3 separate regions of the Mus musculus genome follow, and all the other regions are linked to region 2. The links are chromatin loops, found by intact Hi-C in ENCODE. Cell type or tissue: heart. All regions are shown on one strand.

Evidence for each region. Hi-C counts contacts between places; a loop is a spot of excess contacts. Peaks named below come from ENCODE experiments on the same cell type or tissue, not always from the same donor. Only the 100,000 strongest peaks of a DNase experiment are listed, where the experiment ranks them.
Region 1: a loop joins it to region 2, with 5 times the contacts of the local background. A loop is called at or near these places in 40 of 42 quality-filtered maps.
Region 3: it touches region 2 in a loop (2.3-fold over the local background); 4 of 42 quality-filtered maps call a loop at or near these places.

Annotation. Positions count from the first base shown.
Region 1 is chr7:80,729,183-80,731,682 of GRCm38, reverse strand. It overlaps Iqgap1 (IQ motif containing GTPase activating protein 1), which reads left to right. Exons shown (of 38, transcript NM_016721.2): 27 at 1,301-1,441; 28 at 1,530-1,614. Among named protein-coding and RNA genes, the nearest start is that of Crtc3, 42 kb to the right of the region's middle. In heart, no CTCF peak of the experiment used is centred here; no DNase peak of the experiment used is centred here; H3K27ac peaks cover 425 bases.
Region 2 is chr7:80,848,641-80,851,140 of GRCm38, reverse strand. No RefSeq gene overlaps it. Among named protein-coding and RNA genes, the nearest start is that of Zscan2, 11 kb to the left of the region's middle. In heart, a CTCF peak has its summit at 1,210 (motif pointing right); a DNase peak (open chromatin) is centred at 1,240; H3K27ac peaks cover 691 bases.
Region 3 is chr7:80,605,064-80,607,563 of GRCm38, reverse strand. Crtc3 (CREB regulated transcription coactivator 3) reads left to right here. Exons shown (of 15, transcript NM_173863.2): 8 at 1,731-1,816. Among named protein-coding and RNA genes, the nearest start is that of Gm15880, 30 kb to the left of the region's middle. In heart, a CTCF peak has its summit at 963 (motif pointing left); DNase peaks (open chromatin) are centred at 1,833 and 2,463; H3K27ac peaks cover 221 bases; H3K27me3 peaks cover 334 bases.

The DNA.
Region 1 (2,500 bases), 120 kb after region 2:
GTCTGTCTGTCTGTCTGTCTGTCTGTCTGTCTCTCTTTCTCCTTTCCTTTTAGACAAGTCTTTATCCTAGGCTGGCCTTAAATACCCTATGTAGCTGAAGCTGACTTTGAACTCCCGATCCCTTCACCCCCACCTCCCAGGCATGAACTGTAGAGCCTGATTTATGTGCTGTTGGGATTAAACCCAGGGCTCAGTGTGTGCTAGACCGACAGTCTGTCCACTGGCCCATACCCCAGCCTCGTCTGAAGCCCAGTGCTTCAGTTCTGCGTCTGGCTGTCTCCCCTGACATCCAAAGGTGCCACGTCATTGGCTATGCTGTGTCTCCAGTGCCTGTGGGTGTGCCTGGTCTGCATGGCTGCACCCTCGTCTCTGTTCATACTCATCGTTTCTGGGTCAAGCTGGGACGCTGCTTTCCCACGTCTCTCATCTGTGTCTGTCTGTCCATCTTTAATTTATTTTTTACGATGAGCCTGAGTGGTCTTTCTCAGTGTATGTCTGTATGTCTTTGTGTGTGTGTGTATGACTGTGTTGGGGTGGGGGGTGGGGAGTAAGTGAGCCCATGGAGGTCAGAGGATAACTTTGTGAAGTTGGTTCTCTGTCTACGTTTCTGTGGGTTCTGGGCATGAAACTCGGGTCTCCAGGCTCCATAGCAACACCTTTACCTGTGAGGCATCTCCGTGCCCCAGAACTTTTACCTTTCAGTGGCTACTTGCGGCTTCTGAGCAAGTCCAGACTTAGTGCATATAGGATCCTCCAGGGCCTGATCCGTGTTAGCTTTTTCACTCCCTTTTCTCTTCCTTCTGTTCCTCCTTTGTATGTAACACTGCACGTACCCCCAGAAGACCCTTCTCCTCTGCTCTCTTGTCCTTGGGGTCGGGCGCCTTCCTTCCTTTCTCCGGGCTGAGAAGAGGCTCTTTCTCTGACCTGCAGCAGTTCTGATCAGCTCACTGTTTATAAGCATTGCTAGGGGTTAACCTGGGGTCATGGGTATGCCAGGCAAGTGCTATATCACTGAGCTAACCTCTAGCCCATATAGTATGTTGATGATTACCTACCTGCTCATAGCCTCTGCTGCTGTGAGAGACTCAGGAGAAGGTATGATGGCTCCCCTACATTTTGTTGCTAAGTGCTTATCAGGGTGTGACACATGATACAAGACATCCAGATCACAGCTTGTGCAGAGGAGCCTAAGTTAGCTAAGCTTCCTGGATCCTTCTATTTATAAACAAGACAAGCTCCTGCCTCGAACTATTCCTGGGGGTCGATCTAACATTGCTGGGGGTCATTTCTGTTTTCTCAGCAAACTGCCCTATGATGTGACTCCTGAACAAGCCTTGTCTCATGAAGAAGTGAAGACGAGGTTAGACAACTCCATCAGGAACATGAGGGCCGTGACAGACAAGTTCCTCTCAGCCATCGTCAGCTCTGTGGACAAAATCCCGTGAGTGCCATCAGTTGTGACTCCAAATAAAGCCTGGCTGGTGGCATACTCTGTGGCCTGACCTCACTCCATTTTGTCCATCCCACAGTTATGGGATGCGCTTCATTGCCAAAGTCCTGAAGGATTCCCTGCACGAGAAGTTCCCTGACGCTGGTGAGGACGAGCTGCTGAAGGTAAGACTCTGAGAGCTACCGGGTGCCTGCCCTCTGCTGTCAGATGCCCAGTGACCACAGACCAGCAGGAAGTGCCTGAGTGTCCTCCACTGTGAGCCTCACGAGCAGCTGTAACTAGAAGACGGTGCCTTCTAAGCAGATAGTTTCTGTTCATCTTCATCTTTAAAGGCACTGTGTACACTAAGTATAGGTAGTGGGAAGTTTTCCTGAGCCCTCTTTTCTCTGGAGCATTGCTCCCTCTGCTGGTGGCCAGGTGAATAGCAGCGAGCGCAGTGCTCTGCTGCGGATTCCCTGCTAACTCTTCTTACTTGGCTATACTCCCTCCTACTTGTGTTTTTACCTTTTAAATCTGAACGCTTCTCTCTTCTCTCTCCTAGTTCTGTGCTTTCCTACAGTGAGGCCTCGATTCTAGACTTTCTGTCCAGGTGAATTCATTTTATTTTTTTTCTGGAACTCTAGGGGAGATTCCATGATTGTCCTTGCGTTCCCCTGTGGAAGACATGTGTGCTGAGTGAATCTCATTTCATAGGCATGAACGTGGCCTTTGCAGTCTGTGGCATGTGGGCCGTGGGGGTTAAACAGACAGTAGCTCATCTAAGGACTTACTTTCCCTGTGCTACATGGCTTCCAAAAAACCCACCTACAAACCCCACAGAGGTGGTCGACATCAGCCTGGGCTGCTGCCGTAACATATGAACTGAAGGCGTCCTGGAGCGTTGGATCACATACCTTACAGTGCTATTTATATGTTCTAAATCTGTCCCTTTTTTCATCTCTGGTGCTAGTTTTCAGTTCTCTTCCCCCCTTCACACATCCCCCAGTTTATTTGGAATTTTAGGTCTTGAGGTATATGTGTGCATGTGTGCATGTTGCTGTATGCTCTTTG
Region 2 (2,500 bases):
CCCGGGCTTGGGACCAGGGTCTTTGCCCACTGAGCCATTTCCTCCACCCCCTTTGGCAGAGCTAGGAGTATAGTTTAATGGTAGAGCACACCTCAAGGTCTTAAATTCAGTTGCTAGTCCAAAGAAGAATAAGAAAGAGAAGATAGAGAAGATAAAGGAAGAGGAGGAGGAGAAAAGGAGGCAACCGCTCTATACTAACATAGAAGGTCTCCATGTGGGTAAAAGAACAGGTAAAATACAGTGTGCATGTATGGGACAAGCCTTGTGAGAACAACACAGGAGAGAAACATCAAATACGTAGTCTTAGGGATGCTGAATACATTTTTCCTGTTCTAGCCACAAGAAAATGTTAACGGTACAGATGGGGAGGTGGCACAGCGGGCAAAGGGCTTGCTGAGCTGAATTTCATGCCTAGCACCCATGTAAAAAGTCACAAGTGAAGCCAGGTGGTCCCAGCTGGGAAACCTTTAACTCAGGAGGCAGAGGCAGAGGCAGACAGATCTCTGTGAGTTCAAGGCCAGCCTGGTCTACAGAGCGAGTTCCAGGACAGCCAGGGCTACACAGAGAAACCCCGTCTCAAACAAGCCAAAGCAGTGAGAGAGACTGGGAATCATGAGGTTTGGGTTTTTTTTTTCTTTTTTTTTCTTTTTTCTTTAAAGATTTTATTTATTTATTATATGTAAGTTCACTATAGCTGTCTTCAGACATGCCAGAAGAGGTCATCAGATCTCATTACAGATGGTTGTGAACCACCATTTGGTTGTCGGCATTTGAACTCAGGACCTTCAGAAGAGCAGTCAGTGCTCTTAACCGCTGAGACATCTCCAGCCCCTGTTGCTGGTTTTTGCTTTGCCTTGTTTAGGTTCGGAGAAGGATGGAATTGAGTTTTTTGTTTGGGATTTTTGAGACAGAATTTTACTTTGTAGCCTAACTTGACCTCGAACTCACCAATGCCCTGGGCAACTTCAAATTTCTACATCCCTCCTGTCCAGCATCCCTAAAGCTGCGATCACGGATCTGAGCCATCATGTTCAGCTTAACAATCAGACTGATTATCAACTAGCTTCACTAACACTGAGCCTGCTTCAGGATTCCCTGGGTCCTAGAGCACAAGTAATTCCCTATAGACCTGCGGTCTTTCACACTCCAGAAGGAAAGTCCAATCCCCCAAGCACTGGACTGTTTCTGTCATTACTCTTGGCCACCACAAGGTGTCACTATCTGACACCCCTGCAAGTTCTCCCCAGGGTGACATTGCCAGTCCTTCAGAGATAGGCCACTCTGATTCCACTTCTTGCCAGCTACTGAAGTCCTTTCCGGCTCCAGATAACAAACCATTTCCCTTTCCAGAGAGTTTCAATCCAAATTCGGATTTCATTAATTTGCCTTTTTTACTGAACCAAAGAGATAAAGTTCGCCAACCCTCAAGGCTGATTTATCCTTTCCGTTTTGGAGACAGGGTCTCATGTATCCCAGGTTGGTGTGGAACCAGGATTTGGAGCCAAGGATTTGTGATTTTGAACTCCCCAAGAACTAGGGTAGCAGGTGTGGGTCACCATACCTGGAAGCCCCAGCAACTTATTTTATTTTTGAGTTGAGGCAGTCTTGCTCTGTAAGCCAGGCTAGCTTCTAGTTTGTAACGATCCTCTTATCTGCCAAGTGCTACAGTTATAAATACACACCACCACACTCAGCCCCAAAGGGATTTCTAGTACCATGTGTTGGGCATCTCTGTCTTCTTTGCCGCATCACATAAGAGGTTAGTTACTGGTCCTCACTTTCCTGACAGTGAACTTGTCAGCCTTCAGGGCAGCAACCCTCCCAACAGCTAATTCTGTTTATTTCCCTTGAAGGACTAGGAGCTAGGAACCTGTGGGAGACTCTGTGTGTGTGGCATTCCAGTAGAACAGTGGAAATGTAACTCACAGGTGTTACATCTTCAGTTCTACATAGCTAAATGAGACATACATTTTTATATGTCTATAAATATCACATATAAAAGTCCATACCCTAATTTGGTTCATTTGTTTCTGTTTTGAATGTTCTGGCAAATGAGTCTGGGCTATTGTAAATACTAACAACCATTACAACCATACAATTAACCATTGAGCAACATTCAATTCCTTATTCTGTGTGTGTTTATGTAGTATGTATGTGTGTTTGTGTGTGGTGTGTATGTGGTGTATTTTTTTTAAGTTTTATTTATTTTATGTATGATTACACTGTAGCTCTTCAGACACACCAGAACAGGGCATCCATTACAGATGGCTGTGAGCCACCATGTGGTTGCTGGGAATCGAACTCAAGACCTCTGGAAGAGCAGTCCAGAAGTGCTCTTAACCAATGAGCTACCTCTACACACACATACACACACACACACACACACACACACACACACACACACTGTGTGTGTGTTTGTGTTATTGAGATTCAGACTACAAACAGCTCGGTTGCATAGTTAACATAGCAAAGCAGACCTGGCCTCCAGGTTCTCCCAGCA
Region 3 (2,500 bases), 240 kb after region 2:
TTGACTTGTGGCTCAGCCTTCTTGCTGTCGTTGGTATGGCTCAGAGCATTAAAGCAGTCAGGGAACAGTCCCTTGCTGTAGAGCCATGAGACGTATGCGGATGTGTGTGGACATGGGGGAGGGGCACCTACACTGCACCATTTATGTGGAAGCCCAAAGTTGGGTATTCTCCCGGATTACGCTCCACTTTATTTATTGAGGTAGGAAGTCCTGCTGAATCCACCACTTGCCTGTCTAAACGAGGGTAGCTAGCTTGCTCCGGGGAACCCCTGTCCCTGCCCCTGTTGCTCTGGGATTGCAGGCACCTGCCATGCCTACCTGGCTTTTCCATGGGTCCTGGGAATCAAACTCTGTTCCTCACTCTTACAGGGCAAGTGCTCTATCCACTGGGCCATCTGCCCAGGCCACCTCATCTCCATTTGTTACCTTCTTTATGTAGTCTTTTCTTGATTAGTGTGTACTTCACCACACCCCCTTCCCCACACCTGCAGGGCCCTGGCCAGGTCTCAGACTTGTACATTATTTCCTACTGTTTACCTAACCCATAGTCAGATAACAAGAGCATCCTGGCTGGTGCTTGCCACCGTTTCTTCTTTTATTTATCCCTCACTCTTGTGCTTGACTGTCCTTTGCTGAGTCTAAAGGGATCCCAGGGCACTCAACTCCGAAGCCTCGATGCTTGTCTGCTCCGAAGCAAGGATGTTTGTCTCTTCTGGGCTTCCTTCAATGCTAATACGAGCCATAGATGTGCTGCCTTTGTCCCCTGGCTGTTGATACTGTCCTCACATTTGAATCCATTTCTTAACCATTCCTTCAGCCTCTACACTGACACACAAAGGGCTGGAAAGATGGCTCAGTGGGTAAGAGCACCGGCTGCTCTTCCAAAGGACCCGGTTCAATTCCTAGCATGCACATGGTGGCTCACAACTATCTATGACTAGTTCCAGGAGATCTGATGCCCTCTTCTGGTCTCCACAGGCACTAGTGTTCATATAGTATACAGACACACATAGGCAAATCGCCCATACACACAAAATAATACAATAATTAAAGAAAAAAGTATGTTAAAAAATAGTGTTTGCTAAGGAAATCATGTTCACTAGTCAGTGTGGCACATGCTTATAATCCCACCACTTGAGAGGACAGCTGAGAGCCTGAGGCCAGCCTGAGCTACGTGGCAGGTTCCTTGACAGCCAACCCTAAATGCTAACTAAGAGACATTTAAATTTTTTCTTTTCTCTTCTTTTCTCTCCTCTCCTCCCCTCTCCTCTCCTCTCCTCCCCTCTCCTCTCCTCTCCTCCCCTCTCCTCTCCTCTCCTCCCCTCCCCTCTCCTCCCGTCCCCTCCCCTCCCCTCCCCTCTCATCCCCTCTCCTCCCCTCCCCTCCCCTCCCCTCCCCTCCCCTCCCCTCCCCTCCCCTCCCCTCCCCTCCCCTCCCCTCCCCTCCCCTCTTTTCTTTTCTTTTGAGACAGGGTCTCTTTATGTAGCTCTAGCTGTCCTGGAACTTCCTATGTAGAGTAGGCTGGCCTCAAATTCACAGAGATCCATCTGCCTCTGTCCCTGCCTCCCTGGTATGGGATTAAAGGTTTGCCGCCACCCCCTCCCACTCCCCGCCCTGCCCCCGCCCTGCCCCCGCCCCCACCCCCAGCAGTTTTAAACAAGCTAATTGATTTGGCCCAGGTTGGCCGCCCTCTTCTCTAATTCAATGAATATGCTTCTTCTCCCTTTTAGTAGCCGCCTTCCCGGGTCCGCTGAAAGAAGAGAATCTGTTAAATGTCCCGAAGCCACTGCCTAAACACCTGTGGGAGAGCAAGGAGGTGGGTGAGCCGTCCTGGGTTGTGCTTGTCAGTCCTGGCAGCCTGCCCCGCAGAGGTGGAAACCAGAACTGGGGAAAAGGAAGAGAGGATTTGTCTGGACACAGACACTGGAAAGACAGTGGGGAGATCTGTCCCCCACGGGTCACCGTGATCTGTGGGCGATTAGTGCAGTGCCCCTGGGGTTTCCAAGCTTTTCTGTGGATTTGCTGATTCTCGAATGGAAATTGTTAAGCTGCTCACCTTACATGGTCAGAAGCCCGGAGATTTGGGCATGAAAGGGCAGATGTCTCTGCTTTGGAGCCATCTCCAGCTCCTGTCGAGAACTGCTATCATGCCAGATGATCATTCCTAAAATCAAAGGCCTTTGACCCAAGCAGCAATGAGTCATCTGTTTACTACTGATTTCTCTGAGCTTTGAATGTTAGCGTCTGAAATCCTAGTCACTGGCCTCCCTCCACGACCCCTTTGTAAACCTCACCCACTGCGGAGCTTAGCTTAGCCTCTTTCTGTAGAGAGCTGTCTTGTGAGAAAGTCCTCCATCCACCCCTAGTGATGGCCAGATGCAGTTGGCTGTTTGGTCTCTGTGCTTAACTACCCCCGCACCCCCCCTCCGGTTTCCCCCCCTCGGGATCCCATTGGTCTCCACGTCCCTCCCCCTTCCCCCTCAGGATCCCATTGGACCTG